Regions from separate parts of the Homo sapiens genome. Here all the other regions are linked to region 3. A link is a contact called in ENCODE Hi-C or POLR2A ChIA-PET data. All regions are on one chromosome and are shown on one strand. Each heading gives the region's core, a stretch centred on a gene start or an enhancer-like site at or near the end of the contact. The rest is flanking DNA. Distances are from core to core; before and after follow the strand shown. Region 1 overlaps PRKCQ (protein kinase C theta). Region 2 holds the start of PRKCQ (protein kinase C theta). Region 3 has its middle 12 kb from the start of MIR3155B.

The links. A loop is a pair of places that touch in the nucleus more often than their neighbours do. ChIA-PET counts read pairs that join two places held with the same protein, here RNA polymerase II (POLR2A). Pooled maps may share reads with other maps.
Region 1: a loop to region 3 is called in a pooled map, with 4 times the contacts of the local background. The contact joins two enhancer-like sites. A Hi-C loop is called at or near these places in 1 of 50 pooled maps. POLR2A ChIA-PET finds 5 or more read pairs at or near these places in 4 of 52 experiments (PC-9, activated CD4-positive, alpha-beta T cell and activated T-cell).
Region 2: a loop to region 3 is called in a pooled map, with 3 times the contacts of the local background. The contact joins the promoter of PRKCQ here to the enhancer-like site in region 3. A Hi-C loop is called at or near these places in 4 of 50 pooled maps. POLR2A ChIA-PET finds 5 or more read pairs at or near these places in 3 of 52 experiments (HEK293, activated naive CD4-positive, alpha-beta T cell and naive thymus-derived CD4-positive, alpha-beta T cell).

Annotation. Positions count from the first base shown.
Region 1 is chr10:6,472,729-6,475,428 of GRCh38, forward strand. The region is part of intron 12 of PRKCQ (protein kinase C theta); the gene reads right to left. Among named protein-coding and RNA genes, the nearest start is that of PRKCQ, 110 kb to the right of the region's middle. RefSeq lists an enhancer at 1,272-1,451. Within about 2 kb of position 1,328, at least 7 of the 41 ENCODE cell types and tissues checked have a DNase peak (open chromatin) inside an H3K27ac peak, as active enhancers do.
Region 2 is chr10:6,578,986-6,581,685 of GRCh38, forward strand. PRKCQ (protein kinase C theta) reads right to left here and starts at 1,291. Exons shown (of 18, transcript NM_006257.5): 1 at 1,226-1,291. PRKCQ-AS1 (PRKCQ antisense RNA 1) reads left to right here and starts at 1,440. Exons shown (of 2, transcript NR_036503.1): 1 at 1,440-1,942. RefSeq lists silencers at 1,293-1,542, 1,553-1,702.
Region 3 is chr10:6,162,418-6,165,117 of GRCh38, forward strand. It overlaps a transcript of PFKFB3 not described here. Among named protein-coding and RNA genes, the nearest start is that of MIR3155B, 12 kb to the left of the region's middle. RefSeq lists a silencer at 1,006-1,485 and an enhancer at 1,896-2,005. Within about 2 kb of position 1,259, at least 30 of the 41 ENCODE cell types and tissues checked have a DNase peak (open chromatin) inside an H3K27ac peak, as active enhancers do.

The DNA.
Region 1 (2,700 bases), core at 78-2,577, 310 kb after region 3:
TTGAGACGGAGTTTCACTGTTTCGCCCATGCTGGAGTGCAGTGGTGTGGTCTCAGCTCACTGCAACCTCCGCCCCATGGGTTCAAGTGATTATCCTGCCTCAGCCTCCTGAGTAGCTGGGATTATAGGTGCCCACCACCCCGCCTGGCTAATTTTTGTATTTTTAGTGGAGACAGAGTTTCGCCATGTTGGCCAGGCTGGTCTCAAACTCCTGACCCCAAGGTGATCCACCCGCTTCAGCCTCCAAAGTGCTGGGATTACAGGTGTGAGCCACCGTGCCTGGCCGCCTCCTGCCTTTTTAATTAATGAATCTTGTTAAAGATTACCTTTTCCTTTTTTTGTCCTATTTTCCTTAGACCAGATGACAGAAAACCCATGACTATAGCACACTCTGTAAAAGATGTTAAATGTCCCTTTCCCAAAAAGAAACACTGCCTGTAACCAAGTTCCTGGAACTATGCACCAGCCTTGTATGAAAAAATGTAATCCTGCTAAAAATGCCTCTGTCTCTCCCTATGGAAACCCTAAAGTTCCCTCCTTTACAACTCTGACTTCATTCTTTTGGGGTGTTTCCAGGTGGGCCATCCTCAAACTTTGAGTTTGAATAAATGCTCTTTAAATTAGATTCTGGCCTTTTTGATTATTTCAGGTTGACAGCTGTAAATCGACTCATTTTTGTAAATTTGCTATAAAATCTAACATTTGCCAAATCACAGTTTGGTTACATAGCAGGGGAACCTGCAGAATGTCTGAGTGATCCCCAGTTTCTGAAATAACAACGTGTAAGCGTTCTCAGGATCAGAACGCCGCCAGAGGACGTTAAAGAAAAGAGGCTTATCTGTCACTACAGATGGGGGCAGCATGAAAAGTTAATTCTTGTCTTAGTGCAGGGACACGTCTTTGGAAGGATGTGGTTTCCGTGGGTTTTCTTTTCTTTGCTACAATTGTGGTAATTTCCAGGGCTCCTAGCTCAACTGAAAGGTTCATGGATTGCAGCATTTTTGAGAGCTTCAGATGAAGCAGTTTCTGAATAAAATGCTTGAAATTAAAAACTTTCTTAGATGGATTTTGCCTTAAAACTATGGAAATACCAGGATGACATACTTTTTAAAAAGTATCAAGTTCAAGGAGTTTTTCTTTTTAATTTTAAATGATAATAATATCTTGTAGTTAGTATGGTACTTTCTCCAAAAAAGATCCAAACTTCTCTGCAAGTGCTATTATTGTTATTATTATTATTTTTCACGTTATCCTTAGGAAGCAAAAAAGGAGAACCAGTGTCACAAAGAAATGTTAGGTGACTTGTTCAAAGTAACTCACACACTCATGCCCTGAAGCCATAACCGGAAGTAGAGCTTTGTGTGTTCTATGAATAGAAAGTGAAACTCAGTTTTCTTTTTCATAAAAGAAAAATTTCAAAGTGATATTGACCAAGAATGTTCAACTGGTGCATATTGGGAGTGTGGGAGTCAAGGGCAGTGATGTGAATCCAGGAACACTAGCGTTCTGCCTCTTGGCATCACCCTGGGAGGCCTCTCTTCAGAGGCCTGCAAAACCACGGCGGCCTGCCCTCAAATCCAACCTGAGGGAACGACCCAGAGACAGAGCTGTTCCTATAGGATCTAGAGCTACTTAGGTGTGAAATAGTAACACTACTTAAATGTCAGAATACAGATCGGCCTTTCAGAATTCAAAGGAGACACAGAGGAAGGTAGACTTTAGTTCACTTTTAATTTTTAAGGGAAAATTATTTCCTTGAAATTAAAAAGAAATAGCATCCTTACTGTGTTAGATGCATCTTTCCTTTCCAAACAAATTTTAGAAATAAATCCTCTTATTTTTCCACAGTTTTATCAGAGATAGAACACAGAAACTTTGGATACTTGAGTTATTAATCTTTCTTTTACTGCAGCATAACTAAAAAGAGGGAAACTGTTTCAGTGTTTATTTTTCCCTGTGTTTCAAAGTTTTATGGTTAATTATTTTTTTCTAATTGTTTTAAATCTACTTGTAAGTGGATAGTTAAAAGATTTATGACAACTCTTCTTGTAGACAAATTTTATTGTGGATTTTCCTATTTTTTTACTTTTTAAAATGTAAGTAATGGAAACTGTTAAAAATCTAAGTTGGAAATCTAGTAGTGCAAAAGTTGGCTGGCATCCGCACTGAAGGGGGTACTGAGAAGGGATCGTGCAATTTCAAGCCCTGCAGACTTTGTAAGACAGAAAATGTAAATATTAACAACAAAGAAATGTTAGAAAAAAAGTAAAAGAAAGAAGAGCTAGCCCTTCTTTCCTCTTGCCAAGACAGCAGCCTCTCAGAATGCTGATCTACGTTAGACCCTGAGCCAGTAATTTATGCCAGAGCCTGGATGATGTACAAAGTCATTTTGATCTAGCACACAGAAAATTCATTGTGAAGATTCTTTTGATTTGAGCCTCATTCAGATTCAGGTTCAGATTTCATGAATTATCCTGTACATCTATGTCCCCAGACGGTGCCGTCCCATTAGGGCCCCTGGTTTTACAGCTCCCAGCCCCTCTGCCTGTAACTCTTACTCTCTGTCCTGGGCAGGGGTAAAGTGGGTGCCTCAGAGCCCTGTTGATAAACGGCAGAGCTGGGCTTGAACTTCGGAATCCAAGTCCACAGGAATTTTCACATTTTGTAGCTTCCTAAATGGCTTTATCATATTTTCACCCTT
Region 2 (2,700 bases), core at 41-2,540, 420 kb after region 3:
TTCTAGGGAGCAAACCAAGGGAAAAGAGCAACGGAGTGGACCCTCCAGGCTTCTTGCCTCTCTCACGGAGCCTCACGAATCCCAGTGGTTTAGAATTTTCTTTGGCAAAAGAAAAGGTCAAAGAGGCCGGAGTTGACAGAAAGCATGGGCGGACTTCTCAGATCTTGTAGGTGGTTCTTAAAAGAATTCAGCAGGCTTGAGGTGTGCTCTCAAAGGGCAACTGGAACGTCAAGGACTTGGACACCAGGCACAGATGGTTCATTTCCCATGGACAGGAAGAGGGCACGGAGTGCTCCCTCTTCCCTCCACCTTCTCCAGCCTAGTCCCCCTCAGCCTGTGCCACTCCTGAATCATCTTTTATAGCACCACGTCCAGCCCGCACAGGGGCAGGACAGCCCAGGGAACAAGGCAGTCCTGTGGCGCTCTCCTTGCAGAAATGACCGGAGTCTCCCAATCCAGCCAGCCCGTGGACCTCTCTTCATGCCCACGGGGGAGTGCACACGCCTGTAGCATTCAACAGTCACTCTCCCATTGATAACGGTGGCTCTCGAAAATCCAATACCACAAAGATACTTTATTGCACAAACTTTGCTTGGTTAACCTGGCCCTCAAAGCTGGGGAATAACCTCACTTGAGGCTACAGGAATGAGCACGCAGATTTTTCTTTTTTTTTTTTTTTTGGTATCTTTCAAAGACCTGCCTCCCCCTCCCCCAGGCCCTTGACCAGAAACTTGGCTTGTTTAGAAGCCTGAGCAATGGCACCCCCGTCCGTGCTCCAATACATTCCCAGAAAAGGGGTTATGCTCCCCTGTGGACAGGATACCATCTCCAGAAAACATGTTTCCTCACGCATTTTTTTTTTTTTTTTTTACCAAGAATACAAAAACTTTCCACCTTCTTCCCTCCCCGCAGGCCCCCTTTCGTTCAGGTGAGAAGGAAAAGGGAGAAGAAAGGAGGAAGCGCCCCCAGGCCGGCGGCCCCCACCCGGCTAAGGTCGCCAGCATCCCGCATCCCGTGCGACCTGCGTCCCAGAAACCCAGCGGGGAAATTCTTCCCGGTGCGCTCTTGCGCCCGCTTGGTTCCATTTCCTACTCCGCCTGCTCACCCGGCAGCCCTCACCCCTTCCCGGAGGCTCTCCGAGGGGCCCGGGTAGCCCTTCTCGCCACGGGTCTCGGCCCCTCCAGCCCGCTCCCTCCCGGCGGCGGCGCGGGGCGCGGGGCCCTACCTGGAGCGAGCACGGCGCCGCTGCTGCCCGGTGGCGCTGGGACTGCGCGGGGACTGCGCGGGGACTGCGCGGGGACTGGCGGGGCTGGCGGGGCTGGCGGGGCTGGCGGGGCTGGCGGGCCCGGCGCACTGCGGGTGCGCCTAGAAGGCGGTGCCCGCCAGGGGGCGCTCGCCAGCCTCCCCGCCAGCCCGGCCTCCCGGGACCCGGCACCTCTAGCCAGGGACGCGCGCTCGGTCCCCCGCCGTGCGCCCCCGGTCCCGCGCCCAGGCTCCCGCCCCTGGCCTCCTTACCAGCCACTTGTCGCCCAGCTGCGAACTGGAGCGGGAGGCGGCGGCCGGAGGGCCCAGGACAGCCCCGGGAGGGCGGCGAGGCGGAGCAGGAGCGCCCCGGCTCCGGCCACATTCTCAGAGTCAGGAAAAGGGGCGAGAGGCCACATGTCTCCCTCTCGCCCAACTGAAAACGAAACGGCGCTCCAGCAGATTGGGTGGAAAGAGCTGGGTCTCTTTTCTCTGTTTTTCACGCTAGAAAGGGCTTGTAAACATTGTTCCTTTTAAAATGACCTACCCCAGGCATTTGTTTGGGCACACTTCTGTCCTGGGGTCATCGTTCCTAGGTGGCTTCGGACCTGGGACTTTTCCTGTATCTGCACATTGTCGTTTTATACACAATTGCCAAGGTGGGACTGCTTTCAACTTTACTGTGCTTGAAGCTGCAAAGGTAATGTTGCCGCCGTGCGTGTCATTTTAGGACTTTTTATGCCTTGCGGGTAATACTAATGATGGTCACAGGGAGGATAAACGGGGTGGTTTCTTTTTCTATACTCCATGTAACTAATTTCTCATTCAGGTTAGAAAATTATATGTCTGGTTACTAATATTCTTACTGAATGGTTTCCTTGCAATGATGACACCAAATAATTAAAACGTACTTGATTAAGACTTTTGTTGCTGTAGTGTACTAAGATCAGATTAATCTGAGAAGTAAAATAGTAATTTTTTGTCCTTTTTTCTTTTCTTGTTTTGAGAGAGACATTAAAAACGATTAAAACAAAACAAAACAGGCCAGGTGCGGTGGCTCATGCCTGTAATGCCAGCACTTTGGGAGGCTGAGGCGGGTGGATCGCTTGAGGCTGGGAGTTTGAGACCAGCCTGGCCAACATGGCAAAATCGTGTCTCTCCTAAAAATACAAAAATTAGCTGGGTGTTGTGGCACGTGCCAGTAATCCCAGCTACTCAGAAGGCTGAGGCAGGAGAATCGTTTGAACCTGGGAGGAGGAGGTTGCAGTGAGCTGAGATCTCACCACTGCACTGCAGTCTGGGTGACAGCAAAACTCTGCCTCAAAAAAAAAAAAGGTTTAACAAAAGCCAAAAGTTGAATTAGCAGCCTTCTGATCATGGGAATGTAGGATGTCAACTAAAAAGAACCTCAGAGGTTGGGAAGGCAGATGAAAAACTGAGGCCCCGAAGTGTTTCAAG
Region 3 (2,700 bases), core at 9-2,508:
TTCATAGCTTTAGCATCTATTGATGATTCTTGAGTGAAACACTTATCAGAGTGTCCGTAAAATGGCTATTTACCATTTTTGTCATTCTTTCCACATTTATTAGTTGGCATTCTTTTGTAAAGAAGCTCTTTCCTGCCCATCCTCCCTTTTACTAGCTTTAATTTCATCATCATTATTAATAGTAGTAATAGTACCAATGTGGACTCCGGGATTTTTAAAATTATGACTGCATGTGTTAGAATCCATTCCTGACATACTCAATTGATGCTCAAGCCACTCCCAGTTTGGGTGAGAACCCTTTCAGGCTGGCTGCTGTGTCCTTGACACGCCCCCTTCAGCTTTTGAGCTCTGTCTTAACTCCTGTTCCAGGCTCCTTGTGTCCTTCCCAGTCTCGGCCTTGGGAGCAGCCACTCCTCCAAGGATCCCTGGGTACTTTCAGTGGAGGATGGTCCTTAGAAGGCTGGATCTGGGCTTTTGTGTGCCTCTTCTTGCTACCGGAGTGTCCGTGTTTCCAGGGCGTTTTTCATGGATGGAGCTGGGAAACATTTTAAAATTGTAAATTCAAACGGATCAGTTATTCCAGTCCAGCAGCACAGAGTTCTTCCTCTCCTTCCCCCGTCCCATAATTGTATCTTTCATTTGCTTTCTGTGTTTTCCCCAGGAATGTTGTCTTCATCTTGAATCTCCTTTGCTACTGGCTGTACTCATTAGCAACATAAAATTCCTCGTGATAACCTCTGACCCCTATCCCATGTGTGATGACACCGAGTTGAGGGAGATCAGACATTCAATGCAGAGGTGGGGGCCAAGACCAAGCCTCCTGGGGCTTAAGAAAATATCTCCAGAGACGGGAAGTCTGGAAGGGAACTCCATCACGAATATTTTATGTTCCCTCCCTCTATTGTTCTCAATCACTGCACAAGTGTATATTACTTTTTTTAATAACAAAAAGGAACTTTTAAGGTAACCCCCCACAACCCTATATAGACTGGATGTCAACTCTTTAGTCCTAGATACACCTGGAGCCTGGCGTCGTGGGGACAGAGGCAGGTCCCTGTGCTGAGGGCGGTAAGACAGGGCGGGTAGGTGGGGACCCAGCTGGGAGGTAGGGGGGCCAGACGGGACATCAGCTCCCGGGAGCCCCGCTCTGGGCACGGTGCGCGCCTCCACCCTCCATTGCACCCCGCGCCTGCTTCCTCCCAGGTGCACCTCGGGCGCCTAAGCCAGCTGGGTCCCGGGCCCCGGGAGCAGCTGCGGGCCCGACGGGGGCGTGGCGGGACCGGCGGGGGCGGGGCCTGGGGGTGGTCCGCGCGGATTGGCTGCTGCCTGCGGCGCACGAGCCGGTCAGCGCGCACCCCGCCCTTCCCGGGCCGTGCGGCACGCCGCGTTCACGTGCTGTCGCGCGCCCTCCCGGCGTGCGCCGCGCGGCCCCAGCCTGCTCTGCGGCGACTGTCCGGCTCGTGAGCTCCGCGTGGATCCGGCGCTGGGCCCCCTACGCTCTGGGGACCTGGGGTTGTGTTTCCGGCAAAGGATGTTTTCCGAGAAGGCCTGGGAGCGGCTGTAAATAATACCCGAGAGGAAATAGGCCCGGCAGGTGTTTTTGCGCGTCCCGGCGTTGGGTGTGGCTGCGGCGGGCGTGCAGGCCGCAGATGAGGAAACAGACTAGGAGGGATTTAGGCATCTGGACTCTGCGGGGCGGCCCGGGCGCGCAGCCCGTTTCCCTGTGGGTTGAGGGCGCGGGAGAAGTGGGCGGCCCACCCCACCCCGCGCGTGGATGCGGGGCTGGGGCAGGTCCGCGGTGGAGGCGCCGCCAGTGAGCACCCGGGGACCGCTCCTAGCCCCCAGTGTGGGACACAGACTCCCTGAGGACCTCGTATGCGTTGGGTCTGTGGCTCCATCCGAATCTTCATGAACAGGGCCTGCGGTGAATTTGGGGAGAGTGAGTGAGCGGGTGAAGGGTCAGGAAATAAGTCACAGGAGGCATGGTTGAAGAATTGGGGATGTTTAACCCAGACATGGCAGGACTGGGCACACTTGACCCCTGTCTGGAAGTATTTGAAAGACTTCTGAAGGGGGCCAGCCCCTCCACACCTGTGGGTGTTTCTCGTCAGGTGGGAGGAGATACTGAGAAAAGAAATAAGACACAAAGTATAAAGAACAGTGGGCCCAGGGGACTGGCACTCAGCATACGAAGGACCCGCACTGGTGGCCGTCTCTGAGTTCCCTCAGTATTGATCATTATTTTTACTATCTTGGCGAGGGGAGTGTAGCAGGGCAACAGGTGGGGAGAAGGTCAGCAGGGAAACATGTGAGCAAAGGAATCTGTATCATGAATAAGTTCAAGGAAAGGTACTGTGCCCTGATGTGCACATAGGCTAAGTTTATGTTTCCCTTTACTCAGACATCTCAGTGTAGCAAAGAGTAACAGAGCAGTATTGCTGCCAGCATATCGCCTACAGCCACAGGGCGGTTTTCTCCTATCTCAGAATAGAACGAATGGGATTGGTCTGCTTTACACCGAGACATTCCATTCCCAGGGATGAGCAGGAGACAGAAGGCTTCCTCTTATCTCAACTGCAAAGAGGCCCCCTCTCTTTCACTACTTCTCAGTACAGACCCTTTACGGGTGTCTGGCTGGGGCACGGTCAGGTCTTTCCCTTCCCAGGAGGCCATATCTCAGGCTGTCTCAGTGGGGGGAAA